2 separate regions of the Homo sapiens genome follow, and region 2 is linked to region 1. Evidence: read pairs that join two places in POLR2A ChIA-PET (ENCODE). Cell type or tissue: OCI-LY7. All regions are shown on one strand. Each heading gives the region's core, and the rest is flanking DNA. Links, peaks and the distances in the headings are about the cores only. Region 1 overlaps SGSM3 (small G protein signaling modulator 3). Region 2 overlaps MRTFA (myocardin related transcription factor A).

Region 1 (5,335 bases), core at 1-5,000:
TGAGACAGTAGTGAGGGGCCCAGTTGGCTAAAGCTTAGGGTACATGAAGGGAAAATAAGAGCTGACTCAAAAAGAGATTGGGGTCTATGGAATCAGAGCTGTGCTTCAGGGGATATTAACCTACTCTTTGTTTAACATAAACGGAATGATAATCTGGAGACACAGAAATCTTTAGGAGATTTTGACAGTGGCCCAGAAAAGTGGCAGGGAGGGTCTGGATTAAGGCAGTGGAAATGGAGATGGAGATGCTAGAGGTATTTTAGAGGTAAAATCAGTAGACTTGCAACTGATTTGATATGAGAGTAAAAGCAGGAGCCAAGGCCAGGCATCATGGCTCATGCCTGTAATCCTAACACTTTGGGAGGCCAAAGTGGGAGGATTGCTTGAGTGCAGGAGTTCAAGACCTTCCTGGGCAAGATAGTAGGACCTTGTCTCTAAAAATAAAAATTAGCAAGTCATGATGGCATGCGCCCGTAGTCCTAGCTACTCAGGAGGCTGAGGAGAGATGATTGCTTGAGCCTGGGAAGTCAAGGCTGCAGTGAGTCATGATCCCACCACTGCACTCAATTTGGGCAACAGAACAAAACCCTGTCTCTAACAACAACAACAACGACAAAAAAAAAGGAGCCAAAAATTACCCTAAACCTTAGGATCTGAATGTCTTGGGAGAAGAAACAGGAATATTAAAAAGAATCATCTGAGATAGAATAAAAATAGATTTATTCAGGAAACACAGATTTTAAGCCAGGCACAGTGGTGTGCAGCTGTATTCCAGTCTGGATAACATAGGGAGACCCCCATCTCCAATAAATAAACAAAAATTAAAAAAAAATTAAAAAGAAATACATATTGGCCAGGTGCGGTGGCTCACGCCTGTAATCCCAGCACTTTGGAAGGCCAAGGTGGGCGGATCACGAGGTCAGGAGATCGAGACCATCCTGGCTAACACGGTGAAACCCTGTCTCTACTAAAAATACAAAAAATTAGCTGGGCATGGTGGCGGGCGCCTGTAGTCCCAGCTACTCAGGAGGCTAAGGCGGGAGAATGGGCATGGATCTGGGAGGCGGAGTTTGCAGTAAGCTGAGATAGCGCCATTGCACTCCAGCCTGGGCGACAGAGCAAGACTCCACCTCAAAAAAAAAGAAATACATATTTTAATGTGTTGTGGTATATAGTCAAATGAAGCTATCCAACAATAAGTTGGAAATAATCTATGTTGTCATGGCTAGAGATAGAGATTTGTAATTTATATGACAGTAATAGCTAAATCCCCATTCAGAATAGGGATGGACTCCCCATTTGGAATCCATTAGGAATGGACTAAAAGAAAGAAGACTGATGTGGGGAATGTCTTTTTTGGGGGTCTGGAGAAAGAAGAGGCAGTAAAGAAGCAGTTAAATAGAGAAGAAAAAACAATATGGTCTGTGCCCTCAGAGTCATTGAACAGTTCAAGAAACCAAAGTAAGTCAGCAGAGTCTGATGCTTCAGGGAGTTTCAGGAAATGAAGCCATAGGAACTGGATTCCAAATAATGACTAGGAAATCACTGGAGACCTTAGAAACCAGTTTAGGTGGTGACAGAAGCTAGGGTGAAAAGCTTAAGGAGTGAGTTGATTGATGAAGCATGGGCGCTTTTAAAAAGTATGGCAGTGAGGCAGAGGGATAAGAGCTAGAAAGGTAACAGCTTGAGTGGGTACAGGGATAGTTGCTTTGTTTTGTTTTGTTTAATTCAGGGTTCAGGAGATCTAAGTATTTGCAGTGGACACGAAGCCATTGGAGAAGAAAAGACTGAAGATGCACAAAGGAAAAGAGTATAAAGGAAATGGGTTGAAAGGTTCTCGTGGGTGGAGAATTTAACGTAGGAAGGAAGAAAACCACTTTCTCTTCTGAGAGGGCGGGCAGAAAGAGCAAACAGGTGAAAAGCCGTTTTGACACGGAGAATAAGGAAGTTGAGGAAGCTTAAGTCTAATAAGCTGAGCTTCGTTAAAGCTGGAGTACAGTCCCTCAGCTGGGGGTGAGTGGCAGCAGAGAGTAGTTGGGTTTCAGAAGAATTATGAGAATGATTTGAAAGTATCGCTGAAGGAAATATGATGAAAAGTCAACTAGAGATGAATGAAGGTTGCTGAGCAACCGTGAAGATAAATAGCATGTGGCTTGTTCCCTAACTTTGTCCAGGAGGAACATGAGCAGAAAGAGCAGAGGAACAACTTTTTTTTTTCTTGAAGACCGGGTCTCACTCTGGTTGCCCAGGCTGGAGTGCAGTGGTGCAACCTCAGCCCACTGCAGCGTCGACCTCCCGGGCCCAGGCGATTCTCCTATCTCAACTTCCCAGGTAGCTGGGACTACAGGCGCACGCCACCATGCCCGGCTAATTTTTTGTTTTTTTTTTTGTTTTTTTTGTTTTTCTATTTTTAGTAGAGACAGGGTTTTGCCATGTTGCCCAGGCTGGTCTTGAACTCCTGCACTCAAGCAATCCATCTGCCTTGGCCTCCCAGAGTGCTGGGATCACAAATGTGAGCCACCACCTCTCCCAGCCAAGAGGAACTTAAATGGGGCTAGATGAGGCAAAAAGTTGTCATTAATTCATGGTTAGTTCAGATGGTTGTCTAACTTTTACAACATGGGAGTGAAGTGTATGGACCTGATTGTTGAAATCAGCATTATTAAGTGTGAAATAATATAAAGATATGGACTGCTTAACCCTAAGGTTCACAACAGTAAGAGGACAACCTCGTGACGTATCTTCTGGGATTTCTGTTGGTAATGATGCTGATCTGAATGTAATCCAATGGGCCTGTCTCTAGCTGTTTCCAAGTTTTTGATTCAGTTTCAGATTAAAGTAGTAGAAATCAGAGACTTCTGGTCTGGCTATGCTGCTTTAAATCAGTCTTTTGACCTCTAGTCCAATTTTCTTACTTTTTTTTTTTTTTTTTTTTTTTTTTTAATAAAAAGACAACTAGAGATCAGGTCTCGCTATGTTGCCCAGGCTGGTCTTGAACTCCTGGCCTCAAGCAGTCCTCTTGTCTCAATCTCCCAAAGTGTTCGGGTTACATATGTGAGCCAGTGTGCCTGGCCCCTAGTTTCTTTTTTCAAAAAGTATGAGAGATGAACCCAAAGGATCCTTCTAACTCTATAATTCATGACTTTGTGTGAGTCCCTTTGCCCTGCACCCCAGTACTAAAGAAGTTAATGGTCTCTAAATATAGGTGCAGATCTGTTAGAGAAGTTGGTTTGCTCTTATGAGAATTCTCTCCTAATTTATCTGTTTAATTTTGAATTTTCACACACAAAAAATTTTTTTTAGTTGCTTTGTGTCTTAAATCTGGCTGGCTCCCACTAGATATGTCATCCCAAGTCAAGATATTTTGTTCCCGCACATGCACAGATAGTTCCATGATCTTTTCTGGAAACTGTCTGCAAAGTTGATAACTAGAGTTGTGCTAGTCAGTATGGTATAGTGAGACTGCTGAGGGGTCAGTCCTTTGCTGAGGTGTAAAATGGGGATAATGCCTGTGAGTGTGCTTAGCAGTGTGATGAATGCTTAACACATATTATTTTTCCTTCTTTCATAGGTTTCCTTCTGATACCTCCGTCTACTCACTGCCACAGAGTATAATAGCATATATACTCTATAATACTGTATATAGTGTAGTATAATTACCATTCTTTAGGGTAATGTTATGTAGGTATGTTCATATCTGCAAATGAAACATTTCCGGTAATTATATAGATGGTAATGGCAAATAAATGATGTAAAGATGAGATAGTTTGTTGACCTGTGTAGTTTAATTATATGAAAAATAGCAACTGTGTAAACTATATTTATGATCTCCTCTTAGGTGCCCTAATCTCCTATGTTAATATAAAACTTTCAATATAAATGTCTCAGTGGCCTTCTTTGCCAGTCAGCCCTTAAGGAGCTTTATTTTCCTCAAAAACTCTTGTCTGCTATTTTTCAGAGCTACCTGAAAGCTGAGTTGCAGTTAGCTAACTAGTATTTATTTCACTTCTACTTCTGGGGGAGGTGGTTATCCCCCACCCCTGGTAGTGGGAATGACAGAAGGTCCATGAAGTTGCTTTCCTTATCCTTTCCGGAAACTGCCAGGCCATAAATATTAGAGGAATGATCGAGGGAGGGACTCAGGTAAGTAACCAGATTACTGTGGATGATTGATTATTTGATATGAGGAACTAGAGGAGCCTGGCACAGTTATGAGTGTGAGCAAGTCCGCGTAGGGCAGCTGAGTTTAACTGGTACTCCTGTGCAGGAAGGGGACACGCATACCTTGTGTGCTGAATTCTAGGGTGAGGTTCCTGTTTCCCTGATATATGTTTCCAGTCTGTGTTCTCCCTTACACAGTCACACCTCAGTCTCGCCTAAAGGAACACTCTATCTCTGTCACAAAGAAAATATTGACTCAGGGAAGGGTAAGCAGACCCAGCTGCAAACCTTGTAGCAGGAGTGGAGTTCAAGGTAGAGTGTGATTCTTAGACTTACTTTGCTCTTCTGCTGATGCCAGTTTTGGAGGAGGCAGCTGAGAAATTTGTATGATACTATGGATGTTCACCTCAGATGTCCTTGTCATAAAGGGTGATATAAATGATCAACAAAAATTACTAGGGTAACCGGAGGGGGAGTCAGTTCTAGAAGTTCTGTGCCACTAGCTCCTTCATCGTGGAGTTTGGTAGGGTCCAGGTTTCAAGGCTGTCTTTACATATTGCTGAGTAATTGCTGTATTTAGCAGCATTCTGAGAGAACACAGGTGGGTTCCAAGATAACGTTGCCAAAGCATAAAGTGCATTGGAGGCAAGTGCGAGGCAGGTGTTCAGAGATGAGGCTGCAGGGAGTAGCAGGGGCTGCTAGGTCATGCAGGGTCTTATAAATCAAGTTAACAAATTTGGACTTTAAAGCAAAGGGAAGGTTTTAAAGATGGGAGGGAAATGATCAGTTGTATTTTGAAAGAATTTCTGTGGCTGCAGGGTAGAGAGTGGTTGGAGGGAGGGGCCGAGAGTGGAGGCAGAGATTCCAGTTGAGAGATGTATAATAATCATGATGGTGAAAAGCGACGGCAGCCTCAACTAGAAAGTAGCAACAGGTTGTAAGAGAAAGGGGAGGTTTCAAAAACTTTAGGAAAGGCCGAATAGTTGAGGGGTGAAGATGGAAAGGTGAAGAATCCATTAAACATCATCCCCAAGTCCTGCCTGGAGAGAGTGGGTAGGTAGGTCGTAATGGCAACGGGACCACTGAAGGGGAGGACCAGGTTCATGAGGAAAGGTGATGAGTTAACTTGGAGCGTGGCAAATTCGAAGAATATGGAGGAGCTGCCCACCAGCTG
Region 2 (5,382 bases), core at 330-5,329, 240 kb after region 1:
GAAACCGGAATTATCTATAACTGTTACACTATACATGTCTGACCAGTGTATTTTGGGAACAGATAACAGATGATTTAGATAATGAGACTTTAAACTTCAGAGTTGGTGACAGAAGAGATCTCGGGCTTGAGTTGATGTTGCAATGGGTTGAGACTTTTGGGGATGTTGGAATGAGATGGGTGTATTTTGCCTGTGGAACAGACGAGCAGAGAAGAGACTATGATAGGCTGAAAAATGGCCCAAAAGATATCCATAGCCTAATACCGGGAATCTGTGAATGTTACCTTTTACAGCAAAAAGGGCTAGGAGTCTTTGCAGGCATGATTAAATTAAGAATTTTGGGGCCGGGCGCGGTGGCTCACGCCTGTAATCCCAGCACTTTGGGAGGCTGAGGCAGGTAGATCACGAGGTCAGGAGTTCAAGACCAGCCCGGCCAAGATGGTGAAACCCCGCCTCTACTAAAAAGTATAAAAATTAGCCAGGTATGATGGTGGCCTCCTGTAATCCCAGCTACTCGGGAGGCTGAGGCAGGAGAATCACTTAAACCTGGGAGGCAGAGGTTGCAGTGAGCCGAGATGGTGCCACTACACTCCAGCCTGGGTGACAGAGCGAGACTCCCATCTCAAAAAAAAAAAGAATTATCCAGGTGGGCTCTAAGTCCAATCATATGTCCTTACAAGAGAAGAGGGAGGCAGAGATATGACAAAAACAGTGCAGGAGAAAGAGATGTGCAGAGAGATTTAAAGATGCTGACCTTGAAGATTGAAGTGACGCTGCCACAAGCCAAGGAAAGCCAGTAGCCACCAGAAGGTGGAAGAGGTAAAGACCAGACTCTCCCCTAAAGCCTCTGGAAGGAATACAGCCCTTCTGACATCCTGAATTTGGCTCAGTAAGACTGATTCAAATGTATGACCTCCAGAACTATAAGAGAATGAATATCTGTTGTTGTAAGGCACCAAGTATGTAGTAATTTCTTACAGCAGTCACAGGAAACTAAACTAATAGAGATGGCTTGGAAGAGGGTGATTATGGTGGAGATGATTAAGAAGTGATCAGATTATGGATATATCTTGAAGACAGAGCTAACAGTATTTGCTGATGAACTGGATTCTATAAAGTGAGAAAGAGAAGATGACTCCAAGATTCTTTCCTGAGTAACTAGAAGAGTTATCATTTTACTAAACTAAGGGAAACTCAACATGTTCAGCAACATGTAAGCCAGCTGTGATCACAATGAAAACTGTTTTGGTAGAATTGGGGACTGGATACCAGATTAGAGAGAGTTAGAAAGTCCAGAGTACTATGTTCTTATAATTTACTTTGAATACCATTCTGTTCTCTTTCATTGTTATTCCTCTATTCATTGCCCTCCCCTTTACCCAGCTCCAATCTTTAATAGACCAAAGTTATGTAACACGGTGATTGATTCTCAAAGCAGGCCAAAATGTTCAGGATACTGTCTTTTTTTTTTATTATTATTATACTTAAGTTTTAGGGTACATGTGCACATTGTGCAGGTTAGTTACATATGTATACATGTGCCATGCTGGTGCACTGCACCCACTAACTCGTCATCTAGCATTAGGTATATCTCCCAATGCTATCCCTCCCCCCTCCCCCAACCCCGATACTGTCCTTTAAGCCAAGGGAGGACAGAATCAGGAAAGGGGTGTTCATTCATTTGACAAATATTTATTGAGCATCTACTATACTTCACGCCTGGCACTATTCTGGATGCTGAGAATAGGGCAGAGAAAAGACAGATATGCTCCCTGGCATCACAAAGCTTATAAGAAAAACATTTTAAAATTACATATTTAATTGTAACTGTGGTTAGTGCTACAAAGGATAATTTTTGAGTACTATGAAAATTAACATGTATTAAATACCTATTTTGGGTTAAATGCTTTACATTCAGGTAACTGAATTTACCTCTCACAACTATCTTATAAGTACATACAGCTTCAAAAAGATTCACCAAGCATGGTGGTTCACGTCTGTAATCCCACCACTTTTGAGAGGATGAGGCGAGAGGATCTCTTGAACCACAATGGGCAACACAAAGAGACTCCATCTCTACAAAAAACCTTAAAATTATTAGCTAGGTGTGGTGGCACATGCCTCCGGTACCAGCTACTCAGGAGGCTGAAGCAGGAAGATCACCTGAGCCCAGGACATAAAGGCTGTAGTGAGCCATGTTCAAACCACTGAACTCCAGCCTGAGAAATGGAGGAAGATCCTGTGTCAAAATAAAATTATTTCAATTTAAAAATTTAAAAAGATTGTCCAGGCACAGTGGCTAACACCTGTAATCCCAGCACTTTGGGAGGCCGAGGTGGGTAGATTACTTGAGGTCAGGAATTCAAGATAAGCCTGGCCAACACAGTGAAACTCCGTCTCTACTAAAAATTTTTAAAAATTAGCCGTGCATGGTGGGGCACGCCTGTAATCCCGGCTTCTCAGGAGGCTGAGGCAGGAGAATCACCTGAACCCAGGAGGCAGAGGTTGCAGGGAGCCGAGATCGCGCCACTGCACTCCAGCCTGGGCAACAGAGCGAGACTCCAACTCAAAAAAAAAAAAAAAAAAAGATTAAAAAAGATTAATTCCCTTGTTGTCTAAGATCACTGAGCTAGTGAGCAATAGAGCCAGGATTAAAAACAGGTGCATTCAACCCCATCACTACTATCTCTAAACAGTAGGGAAACCAAATAAGTACCCAGAAGAGGCAGGGTGGATCATGAAGGTAAAGTTTTGAGAATCCCTGCTCTAGAAAGCGTTTTCTAAGCTTTCTAAGCTCACCTCATGAAAGTGAATTTTGGAAGGCATTCAAAAAATCCCTTGACACTCTCCAAATAGAATAAAAGGTTACACTATAATTAACTCAGCGTTATTTGGGAAGCCAACAGGCTATTAGACATGTTGAAAATAAAATGTCATGATTAGCTTGTCCAAATTGTATAAGTCATGCCTGGTTTCCATATATATTGATCCTGCCAGATACACTTTAAGAATCAGCTTTCAGGTAAAGGTCAAAACATTAACTTTTTAAAAAGGGTCATTCATGCTACAGAGTGTCTGATCTAGGAAAATGATTAATCCACTGACTCAGGGTATATAAAGACTCATGACAGATATCACACAAATGAACCATAACATCCTATGAACTTCTACTGGGTAAAAGAAATCTTTAAATTTATCTCAAATGACTAGCATATGATACATTATGTTCTTGGTTCCCTGTTCCCATTCCAGGACTCCTAACCCCCCAAAAAAACATCTGAACGGAAAGGAAGTATCAACAAGATAATGTTAAATAGTTCAATGAATCTATAAAATAGAATAAAAGGCTCAGTGGCTCATGCCTGTAATCCCAACATTTTAAGAGGCCAAGATGGGAGGATCACTTGAGCCCAGGAGATCAAGATCAGCCTAGGCAACAGAGTGAGACACCTGTCCCTAAAAAAAAAATAAAAATAGGAGGGGTGTGTTGGCTCAAACCTGTAATCCCAACACTTTGGGAAGCCAAGGCAGGTAGACTGCTTGAGGCCAGAAGTTCACAACCAGCCCAGGCAACATAGCAAGGCCCTCTCTCTAAATAAATAAATAAATAAATAAATAAATAAATAAATAAATAAATAAGGCCTGGCAGGGTGGCTCACGCCTGTAATCCATAACTTTGGGAGGCTGAGGCAGGCAGATCACTTGAGGTCAGGAGTTTGAGACCAGCCTGGCCAATATGGTGAAACCCTATCTCTACTAAAAACACAAAAATTAGTCGGGCATGGTGGCAGGCGCTTGTAATTCCCAGCTACTTGGGAGTCTGAGGCACAAGAATCGCTTGAACCCCGGAGGCAGAGATTGCAGTGAGCCAAGATTGTGCCACTACACTCCAGCCTGGGCAACAGAGCAAGAAGACTCCGTCTCATAAATGAAAATAAATAAATAACACAGAATAAGTAAATAAAATAGAATAAAAACCCACAACCTCTTTCCCTTCAATGCCACAACCTTAGAGCATGAACCTGGAGTGCAAATTTAAAGAGTGAAAGGCTCTTGCATAGAAGCTTTAGTTCAAGTGATTTCTTCTCATAAAGATGATCACATAAACAATGGACAAAAAAGAAAATAACCCTTACTTTTTTTTTTGAAAGTGTCTCACTCTGTCCCCCAGGGTGGAGTGCAGTGGCATGATCTCAACTCACTGCAACCTCCACCTCCCCGGTTCAAGCAATTCTCTTGCCTCAGCCTCCCAAGTAGCTGGAATTACAGACCCCCACCACCACACCCGGCTGATTTTTTTGTATTTTTAGTAGAGATGGGGTTTCGCCATCTTGGCAGACTGGTCTCGAACTGCTGACCTCAGGTGATCCACCCACCTTGGCCTCCCAAAGTGCTGGGATTACAGGCATGGGCTACCATGCCTGTCCTAAGATTTACTCGTTTTTTTTGAGATGAGGTCTGGCTCTGTCACCCAGGCTGGAGTGCAGTGGCGCAACTACAGCTCACTGCAACCTTCACCTCCCAAGCTCAAGCAATTCTCTCCCACGCCTCAAGTTTCCAGAGTAGCTGGGATTATCGGTGCACAGCGCCGCGCCCGGTTATTTTTTGTATTTTTTGTAGAGACGGGGTTTTGCCATGTTATCTAGGCTGGTCTTGAACCTCTAAGCTCAAGCAATCCTCCCAAAGTACTGGAATTACAGGCGTGAGCCACCACGCCCAGCCAACCCTTACTTTTAATTTCTAAATTTCTCTTGCTCTACATTTTAAAGGAAAGACAATATATACACATATATATGGCAAACTCAAAAAGACTACTTTAAATATATCCATCATATAACTAAATACGAAACACAAAGCCAGGGCCAGGCATAGTGGCTCATGCCTGTAGTCCCAACACTTTGAGAGTTCAAGGCGGGAGAACTGCTTGAGGCCAGGGGTTCAAGGTTACAGTGAGCTACGATCGTGCCACTGCGATCCAGCCTGTGTATCAGAATGAGACCCTGTCTCAAACACACACACACACACACACACACACACACACACTAACTAAAGCCAAAGTTTCAACCATGATAACACCACTCTAACACCAAAATTCAACACAGTGCATTCTAAAATATTAGGAAAGGACAACTTTCCAAGTTCCTGTAAATTTTGTGGTAGAGAAAATATGTACAAATTAACCACAATCAAGAGACCCTGGATCACTTACCCCATTTACAATTTAAAAGATACTGAAACACTGACAAAAAAAAAAATTCTAAAAATGTGGATATTACAGTATGCCTTTATTTGGTAATTTTTTTGTTTCTGAGACAGTCTCACTCTGTTGCCCAGGCTGGAGTGCAGTGGCACAAACACAGCTCACTGCAGCCTCGATCTCCC

The links. Peaks named below come from ENCODE experiments on the same cell type or tissue, not always from the same donor. Only the 100,000 strongest peaks of a DNase experiment are listed, where the experiment ranks them.
Region 2: POLR2A ChIA-PET joins it to region 1 with 6 read pairs; 6 of 35 experiments call an interaction of 5 or more read pairs at or near these places.

Annotation. Positions count from the first base shown.
Region 1 is chr22:40,383,648-40,388,982 of GRCh38, forward strand. The region is part of intron 1 of SGSM3 (small G protein signaling modulator 3); the gene reads left to right. It also overlaps a transcript of ADSL not described here. Among named protein-coding and RNA genes, the nearest start is that of SGSM3, 16 kb to the left of the region's middle. In OCI-LY7, for the core only: CTCF peaks have their summits at 2,033 and 2,236; a DNase peak (open chromatin) is centred at 1,954; H3K4me3 peaks cover 1,494 bases; H3K27ac peaks cover 2,232 bases.
Region 2 is chr22:40,621,858-40,627,239 of GRCh38, forward strand. All of the region lies in intron 1 of MRTFA (myocardin related transcription factor A), which reads right to left. Among named protein-coding and RNA genes, the nearest start is that of MRTFA, 12 kb to the right of the region's middle. RefSeq lists a silencer at 1-262. In OCI-LY7, for the core only: no CTCF peak of the experiment used is centred there; no DNase peak of the experiment used is centred there.